Linked DNA regions of Homo sapiens: region 1 is linked to region 2. Evidence: read pairs that join two places in POLR2A ChIA-PET (ENCODE). Cell type or tissue: B cell. All regions are shown on one strand. Each heading gives the region's core, and the rest is flanking DNA. Links, peaks and the distances in the headings are about the cores only. Region 1 overlaps RAVER1 (ribonucleoprotein, PTB binding 1). Region 2 overlaps DNM2 (dynamin 2).

Evidence for each region. ChIA-PET counts read pairs that join two places held together with the same protein. Peaks named below come from ENCODE experiments on the same cell type or tissue, not always from the same donor. Only the 100,000 strongest peaks of a DNase experiment are listed, where the experiment ranks them.
Region 1: POLR2A ChIA-PET joins it to region 2 with 5 read pairs; 2 of 35 experiments call an interaction of 5 or more read pairs at or near these places.

Annotation. Positions count from the first base shown.
Region 1 is chr19:10,322,481-10,327,847 of GRCh38, forward strand. It overlaps RAVER1 (ribonucleoprotein, PTB binding 1), which reads right to left. Exons shown (of 13, transcript NM_133452.3): 4 at 895-1,086; 5 at 665-794; 6 at 165-259. Among named protein-coding and RNA genes, the nearest start is that of RAVER1, 8.4 kb to the right of the region's middle. In B cell, for the core only: no CTCF peak of the experiment used is centred there; no DNase peak of the experiment used is centred there.
Region 2 is chr19:10,749,807-10,755,173 of GRCh38, forward strand. The region is part of intron 1 of DNM2 (dynamin 2); the gene reads left to right. It overlaps LOC124904637 (a long non-coding RNA gene), which reads right to left. Exons shown (of 2, transcript XR_007067139.1): 2 at 5,311-5,367. Among named protein-coding and RNA genes, the nearest start is that of MIR4748, 28 kb to the right of the region's middle. RefSeq lists an enhancer at 745-1,366. In B cell, for the core only: no CTCF peak of the experiment used is centred there; no DNase peak of the experiment used is centred there; H3K27ac peaks cover 3,474 bases.

The DNA.
Region 1 (5,367 bases), core at 166-5,165, 430 kb before region 2:
GGATGTGGGTGGGAAAGGCAGGGGTTTGGGGGAGTCGCCCTCACCCTGGTTCTGCGCCCCCAGGGCACAGCCAGAGGTCCCCCCACCCCACCGATCGCACCAGCTGTGTTGAAAAGAGCCTGTAGGGGCTGTAGAGCAGTGGGTGAGGGGGATGCGTGTGTTACCTTCTGGCCCTGGGTCTGCAGGGCGAGCTGCAACAGCGCCGTGGACAGGGCTGGCCCATTGAGCAGCGGCATGGCTGGGGGGGCACCCAGGAGGCCTGGAGGGAGACATAGGAGGATGTGTGGGGGTCCCTGTGTCCTCCCTGCCCCACCTCACGAAACACAGCCCTGAACCCATTGATGGGGCAGGAAACTGACACTCTGGGGCCGGGGGGTGGGCAGTGGACTTGCCCAAAGGAAGGGCCTAGAAGGGGCAGAGGCTACTCCAGTGAAGGTCAGCCCCCTCTTGTCAGCACCCCACCTCACTGCAGGCTGCTGTGTGGCCCTGGTCCCGGCCCCCAGTTGTGGACAGCAGCAGCCCCCGCTATGACTCCATACTCCCCCTCGGCCCTACTCCTGGGGCTCCTGTCACTGCAGCCAAGATGAGCAGTTTCGGGAAGTGCCGGGGGCAGCGCTGCAGCCCCTGTTCTGCACAGTGGGGCCCCTGTCCAGCCCCACCTTACCCTGCTTCCCCCCCGCACTGCCATGGAGCAGGGGGTTGAGCAGCAGCTGGAGGGACGCGGATGGGCCCAGGTTGTTGAGCAGCTGCAGGATGTTGGGCTCGGGGAGGAGTCCCTTCCCCCGATTGAGGGCCTGCAGGAAGGAACAGAAGCAGCTCAGAGTGCCGCTGGGGCCCTGACATCCCCATGGGGCTCCCATCCCCACCCCGCCACCTCTGCCCGCACAGGCTCACCGTGGCCTGGGCAGCGATGAGAGCGGCCAGCATACTGCGGCCGGGGGGCCCAGGGGCGCAGAAGGAGACTCGCAGGTGGCTGCCCCCCAGGGACAGGCCGTCCGCCTGCTGCTGTGCCTCCTCCGCCATCTCAGCCGTCTCATACTCCAGCACCGCGAAGCCCTTCAGCTGCCCATCCTGGCCGCACGCCAGCTGCCGGAGGAAGGCAGGCAGTCATGAGCATCTGGGCAGCAGTGACTGCACCACCCCGGGAAGTGACAACCGTAACCAGACTCAGCTGCCCCATAAGGGTGAACTCCACGCCAGGCCTCCACTGCCCTGTGCCTCATTCCTGCATCAGCTCATCTGATTTTCCCAATGACCCTGGGAGGCTGCATCATACCCATTTCTCAGAGAAGGCAACTGAGGCACGGAGAGGTCAGCGCACCCAAGGCCACACAGCTGGAGGGAGGGCGGAGCTGGGAGCCACCTCACCAACAAAGCCAAGGCCACGGGCGGATGCGGTGGCTCACACCTGTAATCCCAGCACTTTGGGAGGCCGAGGCGGGCAGATAACCTGAGGTCGGGAGTTCGAGACCAGCCTGACCAACATGGAGAAACCCCGTCTCTACTAAAAATACAAAATTAGCCAGGCGTGGTGGCACATGCCTGTATTCCCAGCTACTTGGGAGGCTGAGGCAGAGGCAAGAGAGTCACTTGAACCTGTGAGGCAGAGGTTGCGGTGGGCCGAGATCGCGCCACTGCACTCCAGCCTGGGCAACAAGAGCAAAACTCCATCTCAAAAAAAAAAAAAAAAAAGAGATAATCAGCAACGGGTGGGGAAGGAAGGGCTCTCGTTCCAGACAGTGGCCAAGCCAGGTAGCAGTGCTAAGGGAAGTGGTTGGGCTGGGCACCGGCACTTGCTGAATGCCCGGGCAGCAAAGGTGCAGGTAGCAGCCCTTCACCTCTGCCCACGCCCTGTGCCAAGGTCTGGGCACAGATCTCCCATAACCAAACCTGTCGGCTTTTGTTTTGTTTTGTTTTTTTTGAGACAGAGTCTTGCTCTGTCACCCCGGAGTGCAGTGATGTGAACTTAGCTTACCGTAACCTCCACCTCCTGGGTTCAAGTGATTCTCCTGCCTCAGCCTCCTGGTAGCTGGGATTACAGGTGTGCACCACCACGCCCAGCTAATTTTTGTATTTTTAGTAGAAATGAGGTTTCACCATGTCGGCAAGGCTGGTCTTGAACTCCTGACCTCAAGCGATCCGCCTGCCTTGGCCTCCCAAAGTGCTGGATTACAGGCGTGAGCCACTGTGCCCGGCCATAAACACACCCATCTTAGGGATGAACAGAGAGAGACTCAGAGGGGTCACAGAGTGATCAAGGCCACACAATTCCTAAGTCGAGGGACTGATGTGTGAACCTCAAGCTGCTTCACTGTCAAGCCCACCCTCCATTCAGCTGGGTCACCTAACATTAAAGGTGGGCTCCTCGGAGGACATCACTTCAACGCCTGCTACTCATCAGATGCTCAACAAATGTTTGGTGAGACCAGGCCCAGTGGCTCGAATCTATAATCCCAGCTCTTTGGGAGGCAAAGGCAGGAGGATCGTTTGAGCACAGGAGTTTCAGACCAGCCTGGGCAACATAGGGAGACCCCATCTTCACATAATTTTTTTTTTTTTTGAGGGAGTCTCGCTCTGTTGCCCAGGCTGGAGTGCGGTGGCATGATCTTGGCTCACTGCAACCTCCACCTCCCTGGTTCAATCAATTCTCCTGCCTCAGCTTCCCGAGTAGCTGGGATTAAAGGCACCTACCACCACGCCTGGCTAATTTTTTTTCTATTTTTAATAGAGACAGGGTTTTTGTTTTTTGTTTTGTTTTTTTTGAGACGGAGTCTCGCTCTGCCACCCAGACTGGAATGCAGTAGTGGGATCTTGGCTCACCACAACCTCTGTCTCCCAGGTTCAGGTGATTCTTCTGCCTCAGCCTCCCAAATAGCTGGGACCACAGGCACATGCCACCACACCCAGCTAATTTTTTTTTTTGTATTTTTAATGGAGATAGGGTTTCACCATGTTAGCCAGGATGGCCTCGATCTCCAGACCTCGTGATGCACCCACCTCGGCCTCCCAAAGTGCTGGGATTACAGGCGTGAGCCACCGTGCCATGAGACAGGGTTTTACCATGTTGGCCAGGCTGGTTTCGAACTCCTGACCTCAAGTGATCTGCCCGCCGCAGCCTCCCAAAGTGCTGGGATTACAGGCATGAGCCACTGTGCCCGGCCTCTACATAAAATTTTAAAAATCAGCTGGGCATGGTGATGCATTCCTGTAGTTCCCCAGCTACATGGGAGGCCAAGGTAGGAGGATTTCTTGAACCCAGGAGGTCGAGGCCGGAGTGTACTCCTCCAGCCTGGGTGATTGAGAACCTGTCTCAAAAAAAAAAAAAATTAAGTTTAGTGAATGTTCGAGTGGAGGAATGAATGGGCAGCTGTTCACAACAACCTGATCATGAAGCACTGCCAGCCCCATTTTGAGATGTGGAAACAGGCTAGGAGAGTACCTGTAGCTGGTCATGACCCTGTGACCTTTGATCTCCACATAAGAAGGTAAGGCCAGGCCAGCGCAGTGGCTCACACCTGTAATCTCAGCACTTGGGGAGGCCGAGGCAGGTGTATCACCTGAAGTCAGGAGTTCAAGACCAGCCTGGCCAACACGGCGAAACCCCATCTCTATTAAAAACACAAAAATTAGCTGGGTGTGGTGTCAGGCGCTGTCATCCCAGCTACTCGGGAGGCTGAAGCTGGAGAATCACTTGAACCCAGGAGGCGGAGGATGCAGTGAGCCAAGATCGCGCCCCTGCACTCCAGACTGGGTGACAGAGCAAGACTCTGTCTTAAAAAAATATAAAATAAAATAAAAGAAAGGTGAGGCCATTGTGCTAACTCATCTTCTGTCCTGAGCCCGCACAGGCGGCCTGGTACATAGCAGGCCTGGTACGTAGCAGGTGTCCAAGAGAAAGCAGCAGAATGGATGAATGATAAGTAAACAGAGAGGGGGTTCCCGTGGCTCATGGATACTCAGTTTTTGTTTTTTTTGTTTCTTTGAGACGGAGTCTCGCTCTGTCGCCCAGGCTGGAGTGCAGCGGCACGATCTCCACTAACCGCAACCGCAGTCTTCTGGGTTCAAGCAATTCTCCTGTCTCAGCCTCCTGAGTAGCTGAGATTACAGGCGCGTGGCGCCATGCCTGGCTACCTTTTTTTTTTTGTTGTATTTTTAGTAGAGACGGGATTTCTCCATGTTTGTCAGGCTGGTCTCAAACTCCTGACCTCAGGTGATCCGTCCGTCTCGGCCTCCAAAGAGCTGGCATTACAAGCGTGAGCCACTGCGCCTGGCCTGTTTTTTTTTTTTTTTTTTTTTCTGTTTTTGAGATGCAGTGTTGCTTTGTCACCCAGGCTGGAGTACAGTGGCGTGATCTCAGCTCACTGCAACCTCCACCTCCCAGGTACAAGCGATTCTCCTGCCTCAGCCTCCTGAGTAGCTGGGATTACAGGCCTGCACCACCACACCTGGCTAATTTTTTTTGTATTTTTAGTAGAGACAGGGTTTCACCATGTTGGCCAGGCTGGTCTTGAACTCTTGACCTCAAGTGATCCACCTGCCTCGGCCTCTCAAAGTGCTGGGATTACATGCATGAGCCACCTCACCCAGCCTGTTTCTTGTTTTAAATATAGAGATGGTGTCCCACTATCTTGCCCAGGCTAGTCTTGAACTCCTGGTCTCGAGTGATCCTCCTGCCTCTGCCTCCCAACAGACACCTAGTTTAAATGGGGCACCAATACCCCACTTACACGAGAGGGACCCACTCAAGCCCACAGAGCTGGGGGTCCGAGCCCAGGACTGTCTCTCTGTTTTTGAGATAAGGGTCTAGCTCTGTTGCTCAGGCTGTAGTGTCATGGTGCTGTGGTGCGATCATGGCTCACTGCAGCCTCGGACTCCCAGAATCAGGCAATCCTCCCACCTCAGCCTCCTGAGTAGCTGGGACTACAGGCACACCATCATACCTATCTAATTTTTGTATAGAGAGGATTTCACCATATTGCCCAGGCTGGTCTCGAACTCCTGGGCTCGAGGGATCCGCCCGCCTCAGCCTCCCAAAGTGTTAGGGTTACAGGTGTGAGTCACTGCACCTGGCCAGGCCTACCCCTTTTAAGCCTCTGCACTGGCCTCCGCTCACTGGCCCAAGCTCTGGAGCTAGGCTGCGGTGTTCTGATCCCAGCTCTGCCAGACCCTGGCTGTTTAACTCTAGGCAAGTTACTTGACCCCTCTGTGCCTTGGTATCCTCACCTGAAAATGGGAGTGATACCTGCCTCTCAGGGTTGCTACAGGATGAAGCAACTGAAGGTTACGTACTCAGAGTCCACAGCGAGTGCTGGGGGAATGTCCCCTTTGGGATCTCTGGGGATCAAGACCTTCTGGGGGCTCTTAGAG
Region 2 (5,367 bases), core at 219-5,218:
GCCGTTTTGCTGGGAGTGGGAAGGGGTGTGTATTTGGGAGGGAGGGGCGCAAGCCATCACACCTGCCCATGGCCAGGTAGGCAGGGCCTATGGGAGGGTTTCCTGGCAGAGGGAACACCCCCTGCAAAGGCCTGAAGGCCAGCAGTGCCAGAGAGAACTCAGAGGAGGCAGGTGCAGGGGGTGGGGCTGGGGAACCCGGTCAGCACTGGGACTAGGACTGGACAGGACGGGCTAGGACCAGTCACTTGGTTTCTGCAAGAGAGAAGCTTGGAGGCAGGATCTTCATTTTAGAAAGGTCACTGGGGAAGGTGGGAGGTTGGGCCAGGACCCTGGGGCCTGGCCTGGGCCCATGGATAGGAGGCCAGGTACTGAAATGATGCAATAGTACTAGGCTAGGTGCAGTGGCTCACACCTGTAATCCCGGTGCTTTGGGAGGCCGATGCGGGAAGATTGCATGAGGCCAGAAGTTTGAGACCAGCCTGGGCAACATAGCGAGACCCTGTCTCTGCAAAAAATAAAAAAATTAGCCGGGCATGGTGGTGTGTGCCTGCAGTCCCAGTTACTTGGGAGGCTGAGGTGGGAAGTTCACTAGGGTCCGGGAGTTCAAGGCTGCAGTGAGGTATGATTGTGCCACTGCACTCCAGACTGGGCAATATAGGAAGATGCCATCTCTAAAAAAAAAAAATTAGCCAAGCATGGTGACATATACCTGTAGTCATAGCTACTCAGGAGGCCGAGACTGAGGTTTGCCTGTACCCTGGAGTTTGAGGCTGCAGTAAGCTGTGATTGTGCTGCTGATGCAGCCTGGGCACAGAGTGAGATCCTGCCTCTAAAATAAATAAGGCCGGGCGCGGTGGCTCATGCCTGTAATCCCAGCACTTTGGGCTGCTGAGGCAGGTGGATCACCTGAGGCCAGGAGTTCGAGACCAGCCTGGCCAAAATGGCAAAACCCCATCTCTACTAAAAATACAAAGAAATTAGCCGGGTGTGGTGCTGGGCGCCTGTAATCCCAGCTACTTGGGGGGCTGAGGCAGGAGTAAGCTGAGATTGCGCCACTACACTCCAGCCTGGGTGACAAAGCAAGACTCCATCTCAAAAAAAAAAAAAGTTAATAAACTACTTAATTGTGCATCTCCTGTGTGCCAGCCCTACTCTATGCTTTGGGGATGGAATGTTGGAGGATCCCACCTTGGGGAGCTGTGTGTGAGCTCCCCACACAGCTCAGATGGGGGTATGGGGTCTGTATGTGAGCCAGAACAAAATGCAGCTAAGTGACATTTAGCATGTGTTAGTTCCACAGAGAAAAATGAGGCATGGGGGGTGGAGGTGGGAGAGGTGTGAATGGGGGTGAGAGAAGTCTCTGAGGAAATGTCATTCGAGCGGAATCACTCTGAGCTTGGCAAGGTTACCCTGTCTTACTGACGGGAAACCTAGACCAGAGAGGCCAGGAAGCCCGCCCAGGATCACACAGCACAGAGGTGGCCAAGCAGGGACTGGAATGCAGGGCAGCCTGGGTGCACAGAGGGCACTGTAGCAGCAGCAAAGGGAGAGGAGAGGAGTAGGTAGATTTCAGTACTCTCAGAATGCGGATGGGATCAACGAGGAGGAAGTAGATGACGGAGGCTGGAAAGTCACTTCCTGCTAAGTGGCCAGTGTCAGTGTTCCAGGCAGAGCTGCTTGGGAGGTGGTTTCTGGAAGGCTCCAAGTACTCCTGCTGCTGTGTCCCAGAAAACCCTTAGGGCCAGGCCCCTGCTCACCAAGCTCCTAGGAGACTTCTGGGGGGCTCATTTCGGAGGCAGTCCAGGCCGAGGGTGAATGTTGGTGCCCTTTGCATGCAGCAGTCTGGGAACTTTTAGAAGCAAAATCGGATAAGTCCCAGGGCTCCTGGCGCTCTCAGCCTGGCATGCGAGGCCCTCTGCGCCTGCCCTGCCCTGTCCTCAAACTCTCCCCTGAGAGCTGCGTCTCCGTCGCCCAGGCTGTGCCCTCCTGTGCCCGACTTAGAACTGTTCGGAATAACACTCAAAATTTTAAGGAAATTAAACACTCGAACAAAGGATTTTTAGCAAAGCAATTTTACTTCTGTACAGAGGGGTGCTTGTCCTTGGCCAGTCGCCATGAGAGCACACCTGAACAAAGGGACACGAGAGCCTTTATTCCTGATGCAAGTCCTGCTCCTGTACCCTCTCCCCATTGGCCGGGGTCGGGTCATACAATCTAAACCAATTTTGGTTGGCTAAACATTTGAATTTTTGTAGATAAGGTGGGCACGTAAAAGAGAGAGGAAAGGGGAAGGGATGTCTGTAGTGAACTAGAAAGTTAGTCTTCTTTGTAAATAAGGGAAGGAATGTGAGCTGGTACTGGTAACGCCTGGTACTGTGGCGTGCCTGGGCATCTAACAAAGCCAGAAAGGAAAAAGGAAAAAAGAGTGTGTATGTGTGTGTGGGGTACTATGAATTAAAAGATTGATCAGCCTGTTTGAAGAGAAACCTCATCATATTCCACACTACAAATACCCCAGGCCCAGAAAGTCACCTTCTCCTGCCTGTGCCCACAGCTCTGTGTTCTCTTGGGCGTCACTCCCGCCCTATGTTCTGAAGCTGTGATTGTCCGTTGTCTGAGCTGGGCGCTGGTGGCGTCTGGGGCATCACCATTGTCCTCACAGTGCCTGGCGCCTCAGACACAAAGTGGAGTCACAGGACAGCACAGGCCACAGGCAAACACCAGAGGTCCAAAGCCGGGCCCTGGCTGGGAGTTACTGGAGGGTCTGCCTAAGATGTGTTTGCTCAGAAGGCCAGGTGCCCTGGTGGTTAGACAGCTCAGGCCCTGTGCCTTCAGTCCATGTTCATGCCACCCCCAGATGCTGTGTGACCCTGGGCAGGCCCCCACCCTCTGGGCCTCATTTGCATCTGTAAAATGGAGCCAGCAGACCCATTTTAATGGATCCTGTCATGGTTAAATGGGTTAATAGGCAGGTGCAGTGGGGTCATTGCAGGGAGTTCAAGACCAGCCTGGACACCATAGTGAGACCTTGCCTCTACAAGAAACTTAAGGTGGCCTGGTGTGGTGGCTCACGCCTGTAATCCCAGCACTTTGGACTCCATTGCACTCCAGCCTGGGTGACACAGTGAGACTCTGTCTGTTAAAGAAACAAACAAACAAAAAAACCAAAAAACTTAAGGTGGTGGTGGGTACCTGTGATCCCAGCTACTTGGGAGGCTGAGACGGGAGGATCACTTGAGCCCTACAGTTGGAGGTTGTAGTGAGCTGTGACCTTACCACTGCACTCCAGCCAGGGCAGCAGAGTGAGACCCTGTCTCTATTTAAAAAGAAATCAAAAAGGTTAATAATCATGAAAAGTTCTCAATGCCTTGCTTGGCATAGAGTCAGTGTTGAATAGCTATTAGCTACTCTAATGTTTTGAACTCAGTAATGCGTGTGTATGATGCGGAATTCAAAGATGTCGGAAAACATGCAGTGGCTCCTTCCCCACCAGGCCCCAGCCGCCCCGGGTCCTGTTTTGTTTCCCTTTGGTTGTCTTAGTCACAAAGTACAGACTTTCTTCTGTACCTTTTCCTTCCCCTTCCCCCCTCCCCCTTCCCTTCCCCCCCCCACTTCCCTTTCCCCTTCCCCCTTCCCTTTCCCTTTTCCTTCTCTTCTTCCTTTCCTTTTCTTTCTTCAGTAAAACTGATCACTACAAACCTTTTCTTTTTTTCTCACTTAGTACACCAAAAAGGGAGTTACATGTCTAGAAAGGACAGGCTCTTTTTGTGTGTCTGTTGCTGCATAGCAGCATGGATAGGCCATAATTTATATATAAATACACGTATTTTATTCTATTTTAAAGGTTTTTGTTTTGTTTTTTTCCCCCGAGACGGAGTTTCGCTCTTTGTTGTGCAAGCTGGTGCAATGGCGCGATCTCAGCTCATTCCAACCTCTGCCTCCTGGGTTCAAGCGATTCTCCTGTCTCAGCCTCCTGAGTAGCTGGCATTAAAGGCACCCACCACCACGCCTGGCTAATTTTTGTAATTTTAGTAGAGATGGGGTTGCACCATGTTGGCCAAGCAGGTCTCGAACTCCTGACCTCAAACGATCCACCCACCTCGGCCTCTGAAAGTGTTTGGATTACAGGCGTGAGCCATTATGCCCAGCAATATATCTTATATATAAGGTGATTGAAAATATATGTTTTCAAAAAGAAAACATATTTTCAGTCAGCTTCCTTAGGTTGAACGTAATTTATATTTAACTAGTCCCCTGTTGCTGGGCTTTAAAATTCTTTGAGATCTGAATTTTTCGTCTTATTGAGAAACTAACAGGGTTGTAACAATTCTGTGGGCAAATTTTAATGGAATGTCCACCCTGTACTTTTGTATCTGAATCTTCACGAACATGTTCTCCTTGACTTGTGACCTTTTCCTGAGATTTCAGTTAGATATAGTTAATCGCTTAAGTCTTTTTTTTTTTTTTTGAGACGGAGTCTCACTCTGTTGCCAGGCTGGAGTGCAGTGGCGCTATCTCAGCTCACTGCAGCCTCCGCCTCCCAGGTTCAAGCGATTCTGCCTCAGCCTCCTGAGTAGCTGGGACTACAGGCACCCTCCACCTCGCCTGGCTAATTTTTTGTATTTTAGTAGAGACGGGGTTTTACCGTGTTGGCCAGGATGGTCTTGATCTGCTGACCTCATAATCTGCCCGCCTCAGCCTCCCAAAGTGCTGGGATTATAGGCGTGACCCACTACAACTGGCCAATCGCATAAATCTTAAACATATACCTTGATTTTCTTGTCTTCTTCTTCTTCTTTTTTGGAGACAGTCTCCCTCTGTTGCCCAGGCTGGAGTGCAACGGCGCAATCATGGCTCACTGCAGCCTCAGTCTCCTGGGCTCAAGTAATCCTCCTGCCACAGCCTCCCGAGTAGCTGACACTACAGGGGAATGCCACCATCCGCAGTGAATTACTTTTTACTTTTTGTAGAGACAGGGGCTCGTTATGTTGCCCAGGCTGGTCTCGAACTCCTGACTTCAAGTGATCCACCCACCTTGGCCTCCCAAAGTGCTGGGATTACAGGTGTGAGCCACTGCTGCAAGTTTTGATTTTCTAATAAATGATTGTACCTTGGTACCTACTGGCTAGATCAAGATGCAGGACTTCTTCATGGTCTCAGAAAGTCCCTCCTGCCCCTTCTAGTCCATTTCCCGAAAGGGAACCACTGCCCTGATTTCTATCTCCAGAGACTAGCTTTGCCGGTTCAAGTTCAAGTCCACCCTGTGACTCAGCAAGAGAAACAAGGACATGTGTCTACAAAAAGCGCATATGAGAATGTTCAGAACAGCTTTATTTGTAATAAATTCAAGCTAGGAAGACCCCAAAT